Linked DNA regions of Homo sapiens: region 2 is linked to region 1. A link is a loop called in an ENCODE intact Hi-C map of the cell type or tissue named here. Cell type or tissue: dorsolateral prefrontal cortex. All regions are shown on one strand. Region 1 overlaps PDE4B (phosphodiesterase 4B). Region 2 overlaps PDE4B (phosphodiesterase 4B).

Region 1 (4,000 bases):
GACCAAAGAAAATCTGCAATAAAGCCATTATATGAACAGTCCATTGTCAGAAAGCAAGAATAAGCACATCATATATGCCAGGCAAAGTATGTGTTGGCTAAGCATGTGGTATCTATCAAAGGCAAGCTATATATTTCTAGGCGTAACTTTAATTTGCCAATGCACTATACAGTAGATTAAGCAGACAAACATTTTAGATAAGTAGAAAATAATTCAAGTGAATATTAATTTTTAAAAATCAGATCTCCTCAATTTATAATGTTGATTGGCAACCCAGCATGTAGTCACAAAATCACTGTGTTAGAATTGCCTTTAAAATGTACATGCTCCCTATATTGCTATGGTCCCTGCTAGAAAAAACTAAGGTACAGCTACTCAATTTTTAAAGGTACCTTAATCTGAAAGAAAATATAGCCTCCAAAAAAATCTGAAGTGGCCTGGCTTTCACAGTAAAAGTGATTTAATTTCATCGTGTTTTTTCCTTACATTTCATCATTATACTGTTTAAGGACGTTACCCTACTATATTTACATACCTTGTAAACATGTATATTAAAGGTGGCAGGCTCAGTGCAAGTTTTACAGAGGGTTCTTGAATTTATTTGCTGGGTATTTAAAAAATAGCTATAAATTTTAAAGTCCATTTTTTTAAAAAAAGAAGCTCTTAAAGATAACAGCATTTTGGAATCAAAAATTAAAGTAACTGACCATGCAATTTCAGAAGTGGGAACTTAGTTTTCCCTTTCCTTAAGTATTGTAAAGATAAGTCAATAAATCAAAAACTCACTGGTTTATATGCTATAAACATGATGGTACAATACATTAAGTTAGACTTTATACATTATCTTAAAAATAAGTTAGAACTAAGATTAAAACACTTATTCATGTCCCAAAATTATTTTTTTAAAATCACTAACAATCACAAAACAAAAAAGTCACCTACCACCTCAACAGATATGAAACAAAAAACTGACTTTAAAAATTCATTTATTACTCGACTTACCTAGAATTAGCTATGTATTCTGATAAGCAGTAATTTTAAAGACTCTACAGTTAAAAGCATATTTTATCTGGAAAAAGCTAGTAGCACAATGACAATTTAGCACACAGTGCATTTATGTACTCTTCATCTGACCTGGTCTCCATTCATTTCACACTTGCAGTATGTTTTAGGAACAAAACTCAAATGTTCCATTTTCTACACTGCTAGATCACTGGTGCTAATGCGAGAATCTGAAAAGCACTGTAGATACCTCCAAGTCTTATCTTACCATGTATGAGCCACAGTGAAGCGACGACGCTGCCGAATGCTTTTATTCACCAGCAACTTTCTGAAAAAGCATGGTGAGTTCCTTGGTGAACTGCGTGGAGAAATTTTAGGAGATGTAGGTCTGTTTCCTGGTAATCTCGGAAGCTCAAGTTCTAAATGCATTTGCTCCTTGAAAGTCTTTATGCAAACCTCAGGTTCAGAAGCAGTAAGTTCCTTTGAAGAATCTTTTGCTGTCATGTCTTGTAAGGAGTGCTAGCTTTCACCATCCAAAACAAAAATCTCAAACATAGCAGAGACACTGCTGCAGGTCAGAAGACTGATAAGTCTGCAAACTATTTCCAGTTTAATTTACGAAGCTGTGACTCCAATGTATGAGCGTCTTAGAGCAAGAGCAGCATACTCGAAGAATAGCAAGTCAGGCTGTCACAAGGAGCTTTATCAGGCTGGCTTTGCCTCTGAAAATGCGCCAAAGTGCTTCCAATGTCAGTAGCCTCCTTGTGGATGAGGTTTGTCTGCAAGCTACACACTGACACTCACTGAATTCATTCAGCTGAATATATCAACTCATGAAATATTCATAAAGGCTTTTGATAAATCCTTTACATGCATTTTTTTAAAAAAAATCTTATTAAACAAGCTGCATTCACTAATGGATAGTAAGCAAAACCTAGTCACTTGTTTTGTTTGCACAAAGAGCAGACCCAGAATCCGTCCAGCATGTGTAATGTTTAAAGTCTTCATTCAGAATTATCTTGCTCTGTAATGCACACAACAGTAACTCCACCTACCAAATGCTATTGGCCCAGGATTATTTAAACAATTGCACTCTGTTTCCCCCTTAACAACACCCTTCATCGCTTTAGATTTCCACAAAATTTGTGAGGCTAACTGTCTTCATCACAGTAAAAACTGATTAAATCCAGGATTGTCAAAAAAAGCTAGCTAAAATAGCCTTCTGAATTCCATTTTTGAATGAAAGAGCTGATTTGCTGAAGTTTTTTTTTCCTCCCTTCTCCAGAAGATCCAAAACAGCATCAATATAAAAAATGTCAGCGAACAGGAAAACATTGGATTTGGTTCATTCCCCCAAGGAATTTAATGCCCAATCTTTATTACAATAAACATTACCCTCATTCTTCTGTTTAAGCTCATTGTTCATGGGTTGCCAACAGCAGCCACTCTATGCTAGATGCACAGCCACTTTGACAGCAAAGCTCACAAAACTGGAATGAAGGTAACAACCAGGAAAAATGAATACTCTCAGTTAAAGCACAGAGTCCAAAGTCAAGCACTATGCATGTGTTTGTGTGTGTGCAGATAGGTGTACAAGATACTGTATGCTTGTGTGTGGGCATATACATTTGAGAGTGGGTGTATTCTTTGTTCACAAAGAATGCAAGTGAGACTTACGGACAGGCGAGTCCAAAAAATGCCTCAAGTCCAAAAGCAGATCACTGTAACCTAACATGTAGATATATATTGGAATACAGCTTCTATACTTTAAAAGGCATATGAGGAAGTAGAAACAATATAGTGGTGCTTGAAGTTTCTGGATGTTATGAAAAGTCTATACCGGCAATGATTGTCACAAGGGCCAGCCTGATCTCAAATAAGTTTGACAAAGCAGAACTAGGGCTCATCAGCAAGATCAGCAAGAGTGACAGAAAAGAAATGATTCTCGGTAAGACTTCAGTGAAAAAGAGAGACATTTAATTCTCCCACTAAGATGTGAGAGATGTCTTCTACGCTTATAAAATCATTTGGGCTGAGCGTGGTGGCTCATGCCTGTAATCCCAACACTTTGGGAGGCCGAGGCAGGCGGATCAGTTGAGGCCAGGAGTTTGAGACCAGTCTGGCCAACATGGGGAAACCTCGTCTCTCCTTAAAAAAATACAAAAATTACCCAGGCTTGACGGCACACACCTGTAATCCCAGCTACTCAGGAGGATGAGGCACGAGAATCACTTGAACCAAGCAGGTGGAGGTTGCAGTGAGCCAAGATCACGCCACTGCACTCCAGCCTTGGTGACAGTGTGCCTTTGTCTCAAAAAAAAAAAAAAATCATTCATCTGTGTCAGATATTCAGGCTAAAATGTGCTAAATATCTAAAGGACTAAATAAGAGCAGACTAACTCCTACATGTAGGAGCAAGTAAGACCCATACCAGCCCTTGGGAAAGTGGTTGAAACATAGTAGGAAGGGTTTAAATTACTGGTTTACGGTACTACTCTGGAAAGCAGAACATTTCAATAATTAACTAAAATATATTATGAACAAAAGCACAGTTATAGAATTTTAGATTTGCACTGAATCCTAGTAATCACCTTGTTCAGCTTCTCATTCCAAAGACAAGGTAACAGAGCTAGAGAATTTAAGCAACTTACCTAAAATCATATTAGCTGCTGATGTTAGAGCTAAAACTAAAACCCAGGTTTTTTGATTCCCAATGGAATGATCTTTAATTCAATTACAAAATTGTAATTTTGTTCAAGTAGGCTCTAATGCATGTTTTAATATCTAAAGATATTTTAACTGCCCTATTTGAGAAGACAAACTATTAGTAATGTCACAGGAGAAAATATGGCTATAAGCTACCTATTATTTGCTGAATTATGAAAACAAAGCTGGGACTTTCCTCCAGCAATAATATGATTTAAAACTGGGACATGAAAATATGTGATTTTGCCATTATTCATAGTGATGTATTGGCAAAAAAAACCCCAGCAATTTG
Region 2 (4,000 bases), 160 kb before region 1:
ATAACTTTCAAAATTCTCTCTCGTAGCTATCTTGAAATATACAATACATTTTTATTACGTGTCACCTTATTGTGTAATAGAACATCAGAACTTGTTCTTCCTAACTGTAAGTTTGTACCCTTTTGCTAACTTCTCTCCATCTTCCTTTACCCACTACCCTTCTCAGCATCTGGTAACCACTATTCTAATCTCTACTTTTATGAGATCATCTTTTTTAGATTCCACAAATGAGTGAGATCATGCAGTATTTGTCTTTCTGTGCCTAGCTTATTTCACTTAACATAATGTCCTCCAAGTTCAACCACGTTGCCACAAATGACAGGATTTCATTTTGTGTTATGATTGGATAGTATTCCGTTGTGTATATATGCCATGTTTGCTGTATTCATTTACCCACTGATAGGCACTTAGTTTGATTCCGTATTTTGGCTATTGTGAATAATGCGGCAATAAACATGGGAGTGACAATATCTCTTTGACATACTGATTTTCTTTGAATATATAACTAGTAGTGGGATTGCTGGATAATATGGTACTTCTAGTTTTAGTTTTTTGAGGAAACTCTTTACTATTTTCCAGAATGGCTGTACTAATTTACATTCTTACCAACAGTATATGAGTTCCCCTTTCTCTACTGGAGTGTGGTTTTGATTTGCATTTCCCTGACAATTAGTGATGTTGAATATTTTTTTGACATACCTGTCACTCATTTACATGTCTATTCAGGTCTTTTGCCCATTTTGAAATAGCATTGCTTGTTCTTTTGCTGGATATTAACCCCTTGTCAGGTGCACAGTTTGCAAGTTACCTTTTCTCATCCTATAGGTTATCTCCTCACTCTTGATTGTTTCTGTTGCTGTGCAGTAGCTTTTAAGTTTGGTGTAATACCATTGTGTTTTCTCTGCTGCCCTTTTAAGTTTCACTGGGTCAAAAGTTTAAAATTTGTGAATTCCTATATTTTTAGGGCAATTCTCCTGCCACTGTTGGAATTATGCCTCAATCTATGCAGTAGAATATTAGTGTGAAATGCTTCTGTACCAATGGAGATGATGCTGATGTCTCTATCATAAACCCATACCTCATCAACACAAACTGCAATTACACAAGTGCTCTAATATCATGTATCTCCATTTATCCAAAAGAATCTGAAATCATGTTCTCAAAATACTTCCTCAGAATATGCTAGAGATATCAAAAAATATGAAAAGATGATCACTTTTTACATGGGCTTTGATCATGAAAAAAAAACACTTGACTTCTAGTTAAAAGGTTTATATTTAAATCTCATTCTTTCATTCAATATCTATTTGTTGGACACCTACAATATTATAGCACTGTTCTAGATGTTGGGAATACAGGAGAAAACAAACCTCTTGGAATTATATTCCACTGAGAGAAAGAGAGATCATAAATAATTAAGCAAATATATACTATATTGACCAGTAAGGGAATAAGGAAAATAAAGAGGGTTAAGGGACAAAAAGCTGTAGGATGAGGAAGAGAGATTACCTTTGAGTAGAATCAGAAGGAGTTGAGGGAATGAATTATGAGAAGGTCTGGTAGAGGAAAATTCTAGACAGAGCCAGTAAATGCAAATACCTTAAGGTAGAACTAAGTTTGAACAGAAAGGTAGGGCCCAGGTCATGAAGGTCTATAAGTTCTAGAAAAAACTGGGTTTTCATCAGAATGTAAAGGGAATACCACTGGATCATTTGAAAGTATCACTTTGGCTGCACTGCAAAAGGAGCTAGAAAGGAAGTGAAGAACCAAGTTAAAAAGCTGTTCCAGAAGTCTAAGTGACAATAAAGGTGGCTTTCTCTAGGTTGGCAGAGGTGTAGGTAGTAATAACTAGTCAGATTCTAGGGACGTGTGGACAGACAAGATGCTGCGAATGAGAAAAGAGAGGACTTAGGGATGACATCTACATTTTCAGCTAGGGCGGCATCTGTGCATGAATTTAGCACCACTTGCTGAGAAGGGGAGCACTGGCATTACAGCAGGGTCCTCCAGGGTTCAGTTTTAGGATTGTAAGTTTGAGATGCCTATCTAAAGAGAGTTAAGAAGGCTGTTGGCTACACAAGTTTAGAGCTCAAGGGAGAGAACTGGGTTGAAGATAGAAATTGGGAGCCATCAGCTTTCAAATCATGTTGAAAACTAGGGTCTGGTTGAGATCACCTTGGGAGTAAGAGAGACAATAACTGAGGAGCGGGACCATTAAAAGTGTGGAGGAGCAAAACCCAGTGAGGTAGGTGGGAAACCAGTGAAATATACTGTGTCTGAAGCCAAGTGAAGAAGAGTGTTTCCAGGAGGAGAGAGTGAATAGACACGATGGGCATTCCTAATGACCTTGATAAAAGCAATTTCAGTGAAGTTGTGGGAACAAAAACCAGATCTGACTTGACTGACGCAAGAATGTTAGGTGAGAAAGTCAAGATAATGAACATAGACAACTCTTGGGCTTTGCTGTAAAAGAAAGAAGATATACAGGTTTGTTTGTTTTTTTTTTCTGATGGGGAATGTGGAGTCTAAGGATGGAGATATTAGAGAATGCTTACCCAGTGAAGATAATGGTCCAATGTAGATTGAAAAATTGAGTTTAAATAGGATAATAAATGTGAGTATACTTTGTAAATTAAAAAATGCTCAACAAGTGTCAGGTGTTTGATTTTGATCTAAATGAGCATTCACTGTCTAACCTTTCTCAACAATGTCTCACAAAACATTGTATCATGTCCCTATTATAAATATTTATGATGACATCATAAACACTCTCCTACTTCTTGTTTGTGTGCAACTTATAAGAGTTGCTTTGTTAGCCACAATAATAGCTATTGAGACCGAAAAAGGATTAAATTGTTCATGTACCAATGAACTCACCCTTTTAGGTTCCTTTCACTCACTCATTCCTAATGAATCTGAAGCCAGATAAAACCACAAATGCCACTTTTTAATCCACTCTAACAAAAATATATCAAATGTTTACTATATTAAGGTAATATTAGGTTTTGTGATATTTACACTTTAGTTAGGATAATAACATTTAGACACTGAATCAACCTGTCTCTCAAGTTTATCTTTACTTCATCCCTTTTCTACTTCTCCTGATTCTGTCATGTGCCAAGTCAAGGGCATGGATTAACATTGGTTTTGTAGAAGCATAAAGTACAAGAAATCAGGCAGGGGTCAGAAATAAAAACAGAAGCAGGTAGTAAAACATCCTTATGTGAATTTAGATGATAAATGTCAGTAATGATTTTAAGCAGGGAATATCATGGTTTGATTCATGTGTTGGAAAGAGAACTCATTTGAAGTTAGATTAGATGAGGGCAAGTTAGAAGGAAAGTAATCAGTTAGAAATTAATATCACTAGGGCAGATTTGTGTTTTCTCATGATGGTATTGCCAGTACCTAGCACAAATCTTGGCATTCTATAGGTACTATATATAGCATATATGTGTATATATAGATATATACACATGTATATATAAATATGTATATATAAAAAATAAATAATCTAGTGGTTACAAATGATAGGTAACAATATAAAATCAGCTCTAGATTATGTTAGGGCAAATGAACCAATTTATTGATTGACCTTGCTAAAAATTAATTTTAAGAACATATTTCTGGAAAGATTAAAATAAGTATGAACCATGGGGTATCTACGTGGAGGCATATATTTTTGAATCTGAAATCATGAGGCAGTGAGTGTCTGGGGCAGCCATGATGGGTCCTGTGAAGTTGTGAGGGAGCAGAAATTGTAGGTAGGCAGAAGACACGAGGAAAGAGAAGAGACATATAGGGAAAGAGGAGCAAGAGGAAAATGGAATGAGTCTGTGGAGGGAAGGAGAGCAGAAGAAAGAGCTCATTCAGCTAATGAGAGAAAAACAGAAAATAGCTGACTCCAAAGGCACCTTGGCTTCCATCTTGATTTCAGCTCCAATCTATATGTAACTTTCTTTTTTTCCAGAGACAGAGTTTCACTCCTGTTTCCCAGGCA

What was found. Peaks named below come from ENCODE experiments on the same cell type or tissue, not always from the same donor. Only the 100,000 strongest peaks of a DNase experiment are listed, where the experiment ranks them.
Region 2: it touches region 1 in a loop (4-fold over the local background); 4 of 110 quality-filtered maps call a loop at or near these places.

The regions. Positions count from the first base shown.
Region 1 is chr1:65,990,413-65,994,412 of GRCh38, reverse strand. The region is part of intron 3 of PDE4B (phosphodiesterase 4B); the gene reads right to left. Among named protein-coding and RNA genes, the nearest start is that of PDE4B-AS1, 58 kb to the left of the region's middle. In dorsolateral prefrontal cortex, a CTCF peak has its summit at 1,769; DNase peaks (open chromatin) are centred at 1,300 and 1,742; H3K4me3 peaks cover 3,462 bases; H3K27ac peaks cover 4,000 bases.
Region 2 is chr1:66,155,099-66,159,098 of GRCh38, reverse strand. The region is part of intron 3 of PDE4B (phosphodiesterase 4B); the gene reads right to left. Among named protein-coding and RNA genes, the nearest start is that of PDE4B-AS1, 110 kb to the right of the region's middle. In dorsolateral prefrontal cortex, no CTCF peak of the experiment used is centred here; no DNase peak of the experiment used is centred here; H3K27ac peaks cover 4,000 bases.